Regions from separate parts of the Mus musculus genome. Here regions 1 and 2 are each linked to region 3. The links are chromatin contacts, found by Hi-C or POLR2A ChIA-PET in ENCODE. All regions are on one chromosome and are shown on one strand. Each heading gives the region's core, a stretch centred on a gene start or an enhancer-like site at or near the end of the contact. The rest is flanking DNA. Distances are from core to core; before and after follow the strand shown.

What was found. A loop is a pair of places that touch in the nucleus more often than their neighbours do. ChIA-PET counts read pairs that join two places held with the same protein, here RNA polymerase II (POLR2A).
Region 1: POLR2A ChIA-PET joins it to region 3 with 10 read pairs in embryonic stem cell. The contact joins the promoter of Rpl18 here to the promoter of Fut2 in region 3. POLR2A ChIA-PET finds 5 or more read pairs at or near these places in 4 of 5 experiments (Patski and embryonic stem cell).
Region 2: a map of gastrocnemius shows a loop between it and region 3 (1.8-fold over the local background). The contact joins the promoter of Fut1 here to the promoter of Fut2 in region 3. A Hi-C loop is called at or near these places in 7 of 37 maps with a recorded cell type or tissue (gastrocnemius, left cerebral cortex and mouse trophoblast stem cell). POLR2A ChIA-PET finds 5 or more read pairs at or near these places in 3 of 5 experiments (Patski and embryonic stem cell).

The regions. Positions count from the first base shown.
Region 1 is chr7:45,716,689-45,720,930 of GRCm38, forward strand. It overlaps Rpl18 (ribosomal protein L18), which reads left to right and starts at 1,383. Exons shown (of 6, transcript NM_009077.2): 1 at 1,383-1,451; 2 at 2,565-2,651; 3 at 2,841-2,948; 4 at 3,232-3,330; 5 at 3,606-3,799; 6 at 4,026-4,147. The coding sequence starts at 1,449. The coding sequence ends at 4,101. Sphk2 (sphingosine kinase 2) reads right to left here and starts at 1,314. Exons shown (of 7, transcript NM_203280.3): 1 at 1,013-1,314; 2 at 305-375.
Region 2 is chr7:45,615,818-45,620,244 of GRCm38, forward strand. It overlaps Fut1 (fucosyltransferase 1), which reads left to right and starts at 1,789. Exons shown (of 2, transcript NM_008051.6): 1 at 1,789-1,930; 2 at 2,805-4,427. The coding sequence starts at 2,807. The coding sequence ends at 3,940. RefSeq lists a promoter at 1-1,049 and a cis regulatory region at 736-741.
Region 3 is chr7:45,664,521-45,668,981 of GRCm38, forward strand. Fut2 (fucosyltransferase 2) reads right to left here and starts at 1,874. Exons shown (of 3, transcript NM_001271993.1): 1 at 1,678-1,874. It overlaps Gm39008 (a long non-coding RNA gene), which reads left to right. Exons shown (of 5, transcript XR_882068.2): 3 at 383-1,896.

The DNA of each region.
Region 1 (4,242 bases), core at 133-2,632, 52 kb after region 3:
GCTGTCACAGCAGGGCTTGAGCCCCAAACTGGAGGCCATGTATGTATAGGCGGTTTTCGTAAAGAGTCTTGCTAACTCCCTGTGCAGGGCCAGGTTGGGGTTCTGAAGAGGAGGGCACATTGCAGGCTCAGTATCCCAGAGCCTGCTTCTCTCATCCAGCTGGCCTGTCTTGTACTACCCAAGTTCAGGTACTCCATACCAAAAGAGTGAAGACACTTTCAGGGAAGACACCCTAAAAGGGAGTCTTTTTCATCACTCTCTTTTTCCAAACAAGGAAAAAAAAGCAAAACAGAAAATCACTTACCCAAGATCACAACTTTAAATGGCAGAGCCAGGCCAAGTGTTGAAAGACGGTGATCCCAGCTACTTCGGAGGCTGAAGCAGGAAGAGTGAGTCAAAGCCAGCTGGGGCAACTTTGTGAAACCTTGACTTAAGGGGCGGGGGGGGGGGTGAGTGGGGGACAGAGCTGGCACTAGAACTAGCTTACTAAATGGTGAGGTGCCAACTGTTCAGTTTTGTATCTTTGTCTCTCCTTCTGCCCGGGGTTCCCTCACCATTTTTCCTTCTCACCCTCGGGCCTCCACACCTCCAACCACCGTCATGGTCTCTATTTCAGTCTCTCTGGAGCTTGTTATCTACCCGCTTTCCAAACCGGGAGTTCTGCGTGCCTTCTCTGCACATCAATATGTACATCGAAAATGTTGGGCCAGTTCAACCAGTCTGGTTTAGGAAGGGGGAAAAAAAAAAGGGCTGTCCCTAAGGACGAAAACAAAGGAGAGATCCGAGAAGAGGTCATCTTTAAGGGCAGGGGGAAAAGCTCAACACAAAATATTAAATAATAATAATAATAAGGTATTATGGGTTGAATAGCAGCAAGAAAGTCTCGGGTGAGAGATCTAGTAGGATTTCCTGAACTTCAGTTCTGTTTAGTAAGTTGAGCATAAGGAAAAGGCAGCCGAGAATTTAAGGAAGTGTGAGATGAGCTTTTTCTTCAGGGCGGGATAAGCCTCACCTCCGACACACAGCCCACCGGGTCCTCCGCGAGCCACCGAGAAGCGGTCGGCGTGCGGCCAGAGAGTCACCACGCGACTCGTCCAGCAAGCTCCGATCATGTCTCTGATTCTCCGGTCCCTTTACCCCTGGAGAGTGTTAGAGCAGGGACGGGGAAAGGCCAGAGAGGCTCCGGGTCCCAGCCCTTTCCTCAGGCTGACTTCTCTTTGGTTCTGGAAGCCTCGGTTTACTCGGTCCTCCCACATACCATCGAGAAACCCAAATTGTGGTAGAGCTCCGCGTCGCGCTCATGTGACGTCACCCGTGCACCACAGAGACGCCAGTTCCGGATAGAGTGTCCCGCATTGCGTCACGAGTGCGTCTCGCAGGCCGCTCTTTCCCCGCCCACTCCGGCGCGGTTCCGTCTTTCCGGACCTGGCCGAGCAGGAGGCGCCATCATGGTAAGCTCGCTGAGCGGTCTCCCCGAGTGGCCCATCCGCTGCCATCCTCAGCAAGTCCCGCTCGTAGCGCGACGGAGGGGTGCAGGCGGTGCCAAGGGGAACTGCGGGACAGGCTAGGGCCTTCGATCAGAACTTGCCGGAGCCGGTGGCCGGTCCCGGGAGCCTCCCGAGGCTCGTCGTCTTCCTTACAAAGTTTGGCTCCATGAGCCAGGCTGATTGCAGCTCCCAGTGAGTCCAGTCCGGCCTCGAGCCCACGGCCGCTCCCTCGCACCAATCTTTCGAGTGCTGCGTTTCCAAGCGGGACCGCTGCTCCCAGTGTCCCTGTTTCTTAACTTGCCATTGGGAAGTTGAGTGCTACGATGAGCGGAGCCACTACACGTTGCCGGGTTTGGGGACAAGCGTACGTCAGTCCTTCCCGGAACACTGCTCCTAGTGTGTTTGGTGTGTAGTAATCCTGTCCCTGCCTTGTATGTTGGGAAGACGTTTATGAAGAGCCTTGAAGGTGCAATGAAACCGCTGTTAGTATCAGTAACTACTTCAGGATGCTAACAGCTTGGAAAACGAGTGGGGGATAAAATTAACCCGAGCACTTGGTCTTTCTAGGGTTGATTTGAAGGACGTAGTGTAAGGCTTTGTCACAAACACGTCTCCACGTCTAGAATGTACTGTTGGCTTCTTTTTGACTGTTTTTCAGATTGGGAGCTAGTTTTGAGAACATAAATAAAAGCTAACATCTTTACAGGGATCTGAACTCTCATCCATACTGGGCCCAGAACCAGGGCCTTCACATGCTAAGCAAGAGCTGAGCTCTAAGGGACTCTGAGCCAGCAGCCGCTTGTCTTGTGCAGCTCAGTTTTTACACCGAGACAGTGTTTCAATGAGTTTCTGGACTCTGGGAGGAATGGTCCCAAGCCGAGACAAAAACATCACTTGTGTGTGTTAAGTGAACTTGTCAGGGGTGGGACATGTCTTCTTCCTCTAGTTTGAATCCTTTGAGGTTTGAATTGTCGACTAAGTAGCCTAAAAGTTACAGGTACGAACAGGTATAGATATCATCAAAGATATAGGGCAGTGGTTCTGACAATTGGCTCTATGGTGGTTCACCTCCCTCAGGGTGTTGACATTCGCCACAACAAGGACCGAAAGGTTCGGCGCAAGGAGCCCAAGAGCCAGGACATCTACCTGCGGCTGCTTGTCAAGGTAAGCCCGGGGTGCTACGCCATCTTACAGCTCCCAAAGTGAGTGGGGTGGGGAGAGGGGGGAGCCTGGACACAGTGCCCCAACCCCCCACATCACCAGGAGTTGAGCGGGATGGGAGAGCTGTGGAAGGGTCCTGGCTTGGGGGTGGCGCAGGCAGTCCCATGCTCAATCTTTTCCTTTCCCTTGCAGCTGTACAGGTTTCTGGCCAGACGGACCAACTCCACCTTCAATCAGGTTGTGCTGAAGAGGTTGTTCATGAGCCGAACCAACCGGCCACCTCTGTCCCTGTCCCGCATGGTTAGTAGTCAGCCAGAGGGCGCTTCACATGTTTGGGGGCGGTGGGGTAAGGCCAGCAGAGGATGCGGGCCTCTGTGCTTTGGTCTTTTTCTACCTGGGGATTTCTCTGACCTGGGTCACTTCTGGGGTTGGAAAGAAAGATTTCAACAATCAGTCATAGCTGGCAAGCTCTTGGGGCCCTGTCACTGGGGGGAGGTCGGCCTCAGCCAGTGGAGGTCTTGGCTGTTTGGTCTTCCCGGTGACAGCTTGGCACAGAAAGACTTAACATGCTTGCCCCCATCAGATCCGAAAGATGAAGCTTCCTGGCCGCGAGAACAAGACTGCCGTGGTTGTGGGGACGGTCACAGATGATGTGCGGATTCTGGAAGTTCCCAAGCTGAAGGTAAGTGACCAGCATGGGCCAAAGGGACATGTCTCCAGTCAATTAGGGGGCTTTGCTATGTGCCAGTGGCACCCTGCCATGGGAGCTGTAATCAAAGCTGCTCTTCGTTGTGTCCCCTCACCACTGCAGAATGATGCTTTGGAGTCTGTTTGCCCTGAAAGCATTGAGGATGCTTGCCATCCACTGGGGAGACTTTAGTGGCAGTTGTTTATCAGGGTCTGCTACCGGGGGTGGGCCGTGACAGTCCCCACAGCCTCTGGTGTGTGCCTTCTCAGGTGTGTGCACTGCGGGTGAGCAGCCGGGCCCGGAGTCGCATCCTCAAGGCTGGGGGTAAGATCCTCACCTTTGACCAGCTGGCCCTGGAGTCTCCCAAGGGCCGGGGCACTGTGCTCCTGTCTGGTCCTCGGAAGGGCCGAGAGGTGTACCGACATTTTGGCAAGGCCCCAGGAACCCCACACAGCCATACCAAGTGAGTATCAGAGCTTTGGCTTCAGGTAGTTGTTACCCATAGTGGCCACTAGGATGTCAAGTTCACTTGGGTGGGGGGTGGTCACAAATCTGGGCTAGCCAGGGCCTCTGCCACTTCTGAGGGGTGAGTGGTTATTGCGAAGGCTCTCAGAAGGTTTCCAGTATGACAGGAACAGGTCCTAGTGCCAATGAGCTGGACTTCTCTAACCTCCCTCCTTTCCCCACAGACCCTATGTCCGTTCCAAGGGCCGGAAGTTTGAGCGCGCCAGAGGCCGAAGGGCCAGCAGAGGCTACAAAAACTAACCCTGGATCTTAACTGTTAATAAAAAAAACATTGGATGATGATGGTCCTCTGTGTTCATTCATGAAGTTGGAAAGGGGCAGGGTGGGATGAGGGCCACTAGTGGTGACAGCATTTGATTGGAAGTCAGCACAGACCCATTT
Region 2 (4,427 bases), core at 539-3,038, 49 kb before region 3:
CTGAGGGGAGGAAAGATGGGGTTTGGGGCCTTGGGTCTAAGGAAGGGGACTTGTCTGCACTCCTGAGTCTGAAGGAGGAGGCTGGGGTCTGCACTCCTGAGTCTGAGGGAGGAGGCTAGGGTCTGCACTCCTGAGTCTGAGGGAGGAGGCTGGGGTCTACACTCCTGAGTCTGAAGGAGGAGGCTGGGGTCTACACTCCTGGGTCTGAAGGTAGCTGGGGTCTGCAGTTCTGGGTCTGAGGTAGGAGACTGAAGTCTACACTCCTGGGTCTGAAGGTGGCTGGGCTCTGCAGTTCTGGGTCTGAGGGAGGTGGCTGGGGTCTGTATTCCTGGATCTGAGGGAGGAGGCTAGGGTCTGGCTCTTGGGTCTGAGGGAGGAGGCTGGGATCTAGCTCTTGGGTCTGAGGGAGGAGGCTAGGGTCTGGCTCTTGGGTACTAAGAAGGAACCTGGGGCTTCAGACTTTCTGTGTAAGCAACTGAGCTGGTGTGGTTCATCCTTTTGGAATTTTAAGCTTCAAGGTGCTTTGGGGGGGGGGCGTGTCTGAGGCTTTCTTTCATCAGGAGAGCTGTATCAGCAGTGTGTAAGAGGAGTCCTCAGCCCAGCAGGTGGAAGTCTCCCAGCTGGCCACAGGCCAGTCACCCTCACCAACCCCTGCTTAGCATTCGGGCCTTGTGCTCAGCTGCTGTCCTCCCTGATGCAATCCTAGTGCTTCTTTCACCAGACAGCGTCCTGCACAGGTGCTCTCCAGATGCTTTGGGGGGTGGGAGGATTAGGCTCGGTGAAGGGGAAGAGCTGGGTTGTTTCCTGCAGTCAAAGGCGCTGGGGCCGAGTTTGGATTTCTAGGAGGAACCCTGAGCAAGGACTCTTGGGAGTGAGACTGGAGCACTGACCCCTAAGTCCCAAGGAGCATCTAAGGGGAGGAGGCTGGGGAGTGGACCTTTAGAACTGATGTGGCCCTGGAACTCTGCAGTGTGAAGAAATGATCTCATCTTGGGCTAGCCAAGTGGAATTTCTGAGTCTTTTAAGGTGTCAAGGTGAGGCTTCAGGCCCCGACTCCATGCGATTAATTAATGGGCTCCGGAAGGAACCGTGGGAGAACCTTTGTCTCCAGCCTCACTTCAGAGGCCTGTCTAAAAAGAATGTTGAAAACACTCTCTTTCCTCCTTCTGGCCAGAAAAAAAGTTATTTGCTGTATTTACCAATCTAAAAAGTAACAGCTGGGCCCCGGACTTTAGGATCACCACAGAGGAGGGGCTTGGAGCGCAGACAACCTGTGGAGTGTGATGTGTAGGCGGCTACAAGTAGAGGCTCAGACTTGGGTTGAGGCAGCTGGCAAACAGGTTCTCCATCCTCCTGGGAAAGTGCAGCGGGCGGGGTACGAAGAAGAAGCAGGTGGCCAGGCTTCGCTCCGTTGGGGCGTGGCTACTCCCAGAGCATCTAGCTAAGGGAAGCAGAAGTCACGGCACTGGAGATGGGAACGTGCATAGAACCTGAGCCCCGCTTCCCCCCTTCCCCAGCTCCAGCCTTGCAGCCCGGGTGCTAGTCCCCGGGTCCATACAGAGGATACGGCAGCTTCTGGGTACCAGTTGGGCTGCCCATCGTGCAAGTCAGAGAACCCAGAAGGGACAGGGGCGCAGCGCCCCATCCACCTGGGCGGAGGAGAGGGCGCAGCGCCAGGTAGGATGTGTCTCCGCCTCCTGCTGCCTGCCCTGCCGGGAGGGCGGAGGCTGTACACCTTGGAACCCTGCCCCTCTTTCTCTCTCTCTCCCCACCGGTCTCTGAGCCTTCAGTCAGTTTCAGGAAGGAAGCTTGAAGCGGAGGGCTACGGAGCCGGGGCTCCTGACTTCCAAGCGCGGCCGATGAAGGCTACATTTTAGAACTGGAAGCTCAGGCAAAAAGAATTCGCTTGCACCACCAGCAAGGAGCTCAGGTTAGTTGGCACTGGGGATGCCAGACGCCCAGGGATGAGTATTTAGGCTCCTCTAACCCTTATCCCGTCGTCCTCAAAACATGGAAGCTATCCCAAACCTATCCCCATTAAGAATCCCTTCCCTTGGGCTGGTGAGATGGCTCAGTGGGTAAGAGCACCTGACTGCTCTTCCAAAGGTCCAGAGTTCAAATCCCAGCAACCACATGGTGGCTCACAACCATCCGTAACAAGATCTGACTCCCTCTTCTGGTGTGTCTGAAGACAGCTACAGTGTACTTACATATAATAAATAAATAAATCTTTAAAAAAAAAAAAAAATCCCTTCCCTTCTGTCAGAGCAAGGATCTTAAGGACTCAGGGAACTATCCACAGGCCTCCTTCCGGGATGCAGCTTTTGTGAGCTCTCACCTGTACTTGCAGTAGGCTTTTTAACTATGTAGCTGCCTTGGAATCACCCAAACTTTTGTAAGTGACCCCTCTCAATAAGTTCACTAAGCCGGACATGGGCTGAATCGTTCTTGAGTATGTAACTGGTCTTTATGTAAGATAAACTGATGTTTGTTCCTGTCTCACAGGAAAAGTTATACAACATCCAGGGGCTTGCTTTTACAGTTCTAAAATCCCTTCTCTTTATCTGGTTTTCCCCTGGCTCCCAGCTATTGCCTGGGAGGCAGAATGTGCCCGCAACATATAGGTGCATCTCAGAAGGTAGTTGAGCTGTGAGGTTCCCAGAAGGCCCCCAGATCTTCCTGTCTTGCAGCCACTCATTTGCATAGCTCCTGACCTCACTGAAAATCTCAGAGCCTGAGGAGTCCCAGACTCAGACTCGGTGGCTTAATCTGTGTGTCTTCTAACTCGTCTTTCCTCCCCATAGCTATGTGGACTCCCAGCCGGAGGCAGCTCTGCCTGGCATTTCTGTTGGTCTGTGTGCTCTCTGCCGGCTCCTTCTTTTTCCACCTGAATGGAGGAAACTTCTTTCGAAATGGTCTAACTCTCTCTGTCCTGTGTTCAGACTATCACCTGCTGAAGTCCCCAGTGGCCATGGTATGCCTACCTCATCCATTGCAGACATCTAATGGCTCCCCTTCCTGTCCTGAGCAGTCCTCCTCACTCTCTGGGACTTGGACAATCACCCCAGGAGGCAGGTTTGGTAACCAGATGGGGCAGTATGCTACATTGCTGGCCCTAGCCCAGCTCAATGGTCGCCAAGCCTTCATCCAACCTGAGATGCATGCCGCCCTGGCCCCCGTGTTCCGAATCTCCCTGCCAGTGCTGGACCCTGAGGTGGACAGCCTCACACCTTGGCAGCACTTAGTCCTACATGACTGGATGTCAGAGGAGTACTCCCATCTGGAGGACCCATTTCTCAAGCTGTCTGGTTTCCCCTGCTCTTGGACCTTTTTCCATCATCTTCGGGAACAGATTCGTAGGGAATTCACTCTGCATAACCATCTACGGGAAGGTGCCCAGTACCTGTTGAGCGGGCTCCGTATAGGCCCGGCGGGCATCCGCCCTCATACCTTTGTGGGTGTCCATGTGCGTCGTGGAGACTATCTGGAGGTGATGCCCAATCGCTGGAAGGGTGTGGTGGGTGACCGAGCTTACCTCCAGCAAGCCATGGACTGGTTCCGGGCCCGACACAAAGACCCCATCTTTGTGGTCACCAGCAATGGCATGAAATGGTGTTTGGAGAACATTGACACATCCCATGGTGATGTGGTCTTCGCTGGCAATGGACAGGAGGGTACACCGGGGAAGGACTTTGCACTTCTCACACAGTGTAACCACACCATCATGACTATTGGCACCTTTGGCTTCTGGGCTGCCTACTTAGCTGGTGGAGACACGGTCTACCTTGCAAACTTCACCCTGCCAGATTCGGAGTTTCTGAAGATCTTCAGGCCTGAGGCTGCCTTCCTGCCTGAGTGGGTGGGCATCAATGCAGACTTGTCCCCGCTGCAGGCTCAATTTGACCCCTGGAAGCCAGACAGTCTTTTTAGATTGGTCTGACTCATCAGAAGTCAGCCATCCATGTCTCTATGCTTTGGTGTATGTCTGTGGTAGCCCTGGAGCTGTGGGTACTCATTTCCAGACTTGCACATCAACTTGCTGGAAATGCTGGAATGCTTTGCAGACACTTCAACAGGATATCATTTTCTGATTGCAGGGGAAGCCCAAGTCAGCACTGTAAGCCACAGTCTCTTCCGACTCTTCTGGCTCGTCTTCTTAGAACCTCTGGGCAGCTGTTTCTGGGTTAGGGAGGCTGAAGAAAATCCAGACTTACCAACTGGTCTCCTGGATTTCTGGGGTTATTCTAGGCTGTTTCTGAGAACCTGGTCCAGTCCCTTTGCAACACTCTGCAGGGCCCTCTCAACACTCCAGACAGTGAAGAATTTAATGAAGGTAGATGCAAAAGCTCAGTACTTCCTCACTGCTGGAGGCACGGAGTGATGCTAGAGGCACAGAGTGATGCTGCTGGAGGCACGGAGTGATGCTG
Region 3 (4,461 bases), core at 624-3,123:
CAAACAGGAACACAGGAAGGCTTGTCTGGCCTCTGAGAACAAGGAAAGGAGGCTGTTCTGGACGAAGGACTTCAGGCTGCCTCTCTGCTGCTTCCCATCCCTCAGGAAGGGAAGCAATGGCAGGGAGACCAAAGGGCAAAGAAAGGTCAGAGCCTGCTGTGAGGTCATATCCAACTTTGGGGAAAAGATGGGGACTGTGGGGCTCAGGCAAGTGGCGCACACCTTTAATCCCAGCACACAGGAGGCAGGCGGATTTCAGCCTGGTCTACAGAGTGAGTTCTAGGGCAGCCAGCCGCACACAGGGAAACCCTACCTAGAAAAGCCGGAAAAAAGGGTGGGTTATGGCCAGAGCCATGCCCTTGGCCTTTGATTCACTTTATAGGAGCACAATGCTGACACCCGGAGCTGCTCGGGGACTACAGACTCATGTTCAGTCGCCTTTGCCGTCTTCTCAGGGGACAGCAGACTGCCGCTAAGGAAGGGAGCCAGATTCACATCACTTGTGATCCAAAGGCTAGGTAGGCACTTGGGTGAGTTTGGGAAGACCAAGGACTGTGGGAGGACTGGAAGCTGAAGCCATGGAGGACTGTAGAGCAGCAGTTTGGCTCCAGTCCAAGGCTGAGGAGGCAATGGGAGGAGCTTAGACTCTCTCTTTGATCTCTGTGGTCAGGAAGATCAATTACCATGTGCCTAGCCTCAGTTTACCTTCTGTTGGAGGGGTGCGGTATGCTGGAAAGAGGTCCCAGCTTTGAAGGAAGAATCCTTCTCCAGTTCCCTAGAAGCAGAGAGAGAAGCTCTCTCGATGTAGTCCAGGCTGATACCTAACTTAGCAATGCTCCTGCCTCAGCGTCTTGAATACTAGTATGACAAGCATAAGCCGCTGCACTCACCTCTTTCTAGCCTGTGTCCTCAGAACTGCCTTTTCCACCCAGAGCGCCCTGCCCCCAGCATCCCCTCCACATCAGCTCAGAGACAGGAGCCAGGTACATGGCTGGCTCCACCCCATCAGTGCCATTCCTGTGACTGGCACCGCTTTCTTCCTGTTCTGTCCCTGTGCCAAGGAACACTGGCATTAGGAGTCTCAGGGCAGTTTATCAGAGTAGCTGCCACATTGAAATCTCCAACAGAGGATCGGGATCCTCCCCCCCCCCTGCCCCCCATGACAGCTGCAGGTTTCTGAGGGCCCCCTAGGCTGATATGGAAGCCAAGGATACGGGAACAGGAAAATCCGGTTACATCCAGCCCAATTCTGCCTTTCATCTACTCTTGTTACTGGAATCAGTAGCAGGGAGAGAGCTGAGGATCTGAGAGGTGAAGCGGAGATTGGGGTTAAGAGGTCAACCAGCAGGGCAGGATGGTAGTCGGTGTGCAGGGAGTAGGGCTATGGGGGTGCTGGGCGAACACAGGGCTGGTGAGCCGGGAGCTTGGGAGACCCAGGGACTGGAAAAACTAAGGTCTGGGATCCCGGGATCTGGAGGACTCAGGACCTGAAGGAACTAGCTGGGGACTTGAGGCTGGGACTCCAGAGTCTGGGAGAACCAGGGTCTCTTCTCAGCAATGGCATCTCCTTCCAGAGAGCCCTGGGGTGGGGTCAGAGACCAATGCATCCAGTTCCTGGATCCCTAGGGCTCGTCAGGATTCAGGGGACCTGCCCCCAACCTCCTCACCTGTACTCACCTCTTCTGGCTGTGGTAACAGGGAAATGACCTAGGAATGGACGAACCGCAGCGTGGCTCTGCGGACTGGACGGCAGTGTGTATCTTCCAGCTTGGCTCTTCGTTCAGGACCAAGGAAACTTCCTGAGTTTAACCACAGCCCTGGATAGAAACTCCACCCAGGGTGTACCTGCTGACATCCTAGAACCAGAGAGGCTGGACCCGGAGGAGGCAGTCAAAGGTTAGCTTCCTCTCAGGTGCCTGCTGGGATGATAGCCAGGAGGGGCAGTTTGAAGAAATTGACACAGTCCAGCCCTGCCTTCTCCTGCAGATTCCCAAGAGCCTCAACCTCTGTCAACAACAACAACAACAACACTTTTTTGGATTTTTATGCATGCGTGCACGTGTGTGTGTGTGTGTGTGTGTGTGTGTGTGGCTGTCTACCCTGTTAGCAGGTGCTTTTCAACTTAAAAAAGGAAAAAAGAGCACACGTGTGGAGTCCTGAGGACTACTCTACTTTTGGATGTCCTCATATTCCGACCTGGTCGGAGTCTCCTCTGTGGCTGCCATGTTGTGTATCTCAAGCTGGGTGACTTGAGGGCTTTTGTTGCATGGCGCTCCTCTCTCTGTCCCCCCTCACTGCAGGAGAGCTAGTATTACAGCATCACGACTTCAGGTTTGGGAGGTAGGTGCTTTCATCTGCGAAGCCATCTTACTGACTCTCTTCTTCACCTTCTTTTGTGCATGTGCGGGGAATTGAACTCGGGTCCTCAGGCCCACACAGCACACATTCCAACTCTTCGGTTCTTTGGTTCTGAAGCTTTTCTTTCTTTCTTTTTTTTTTTTTTTAAAGAAATATTTTATTTTTATTTATGTGTGTAGCCTCTGTGGGCTGAGTCATTCCCTCACCCCTGGGCTTTCCTTGGTCTGGGTATTGAACTCTGGTCCACATGCTTGCTCAGCACAGCTTCACCAAATGAGTGAACTTGAGAGCCAACAGTATACAAAGATTCTTTTTTCCCCTTCCCTTTTGGTATGTAGGAAATTGAGTACAGGCCTCATGAACCATACACTCACCCCCTATGGCTGACTCTCTTTAGCTCTGAGACAGGGTCTCACTATGTAGCCCTGGTTTGCCTGGAACTTATGTAACCCTGGATGGCCTTGAAATCAAAGATCTACCTGTTTCTGCCTCTCAAGTACTAAGATGAATATAGTGTGCATCCCTAATACTATGCACGCTTAATAGATCTATGTGCACAGGAGAAAGCCAAGTACAGAGAGGGAAAGTAACTCCCTTGAAGTCACACAGCCATCTGAAGCCAGGCAAGCTGAGGCTTGGCCAAGGCCACACAAAAAACAGTTCTTGTCACTTCTGTTCACGTTCTGTTATTGTTTGTTTTGTGTGTTTGCTTGTTTGTTTTGAGACAGGGTCTCTCTAGAGCCCTGCCTGTGCCAGAACTCATTATGTATGTAGGCCAGACTGATCTCAAACTCCCAGCGATCCATTTGCCTCCTGAGTGCTAGCATTAAAGAAGTGCCACCAATATTAGGATAAAGTGACAAAAAGGGTACCTTTCCTCTGCTCTGGGAGAGCAAAAGGCCAATTTGGAGTGGGGACATGAGAGAGAGAGACAGATACTGAGAGAGACATAGAGAACTAACAGAGAGAGAGAGAGAGCGCGTGCGCGCGCGCACGCGCGCGCCTTTAGAGGGGCGCTGTTGCTATGCAACTCTCAGCGCTCTAATACTGGAGATGTGCTGCACCTGTCTTTGGCAGGCAATGGCGATGACATAAGCTGCTGCCAATGAGTTACTCAAAACCAGGCTGGCAGGCTGCCGAACTTACAACAGCCACACCCAGCAATTTTTTTACTATTTGCAATTTTTATTTTTGCTACAAGGGATTGAATGGTACACCATTTGTGCTGATTGGTTGTATCACCACCAAGTTACCACCCCCAATTCTAGTTTGTTTCTTCCTTCCTTCCTTCCTTCCTTCCTTCCTTCCTTCCTTCCTTCCTTCCTTTCTTTCTTAAACTTCTGTCCACCAAGGTATAATGAATGGCCCAGGCCTGTAAGCACAGACTCAGGTGGCAGGTGCAGTAAGACACACCAAATTTGAGGCTAGCCTTCCATACTGAGTTCCAGGCAAACCAGGGCTACAGAGGGAGGCCCTGTCTCAAAACCCCATGATCCTGTGATGGAGAGATGGCTCAGCAGTTGAGAGTTCTTTCTGCTTATGCACAGGGCCTGTGTGCACTTTCCAGTGTGTATTTTGGGTGTTGGAGTGGGCAAGGGCAGCCTCAGATTTAACTGCAACTCTAGCTCCATACAATTGAACAAATGTTAAAACAACAAAAACCTAGCCCAGCAATGATGGCTCCCGCCTTTATCCCCAGCAGTGATGGCACCCGCCTTTTTATCCCCAGCAGTGATGGCACCCGCCTTTTTATCTCCAGCAGTGATGGCACCCGCCTTTTTATCCCCAGCAGTGATGGCACCCGCCTTTTTATCCCCAGCAGTGATGGCTCCCGCCTTTATCCCCAGCACTGGGGAAGCAGACCCAGGAGGAGCTCTAGGTTTGAGGCAAGTTCTAGGAATTCCTAGCAAGTTCCTACAGCTAGGAATACACAAAGAAACCCTATCTCAAAAAAATAAAAAGAAATGAAACAAAATTAATTAATTAACACCAAACTCAAAGCAAAAAATCAAAAACAAAACAAAAACAAAAACAAAACTCCCAGGAACAAATGCAATAATATATAAGTATAAAATTATTTTAGACGGTAACCTAAACAATTAA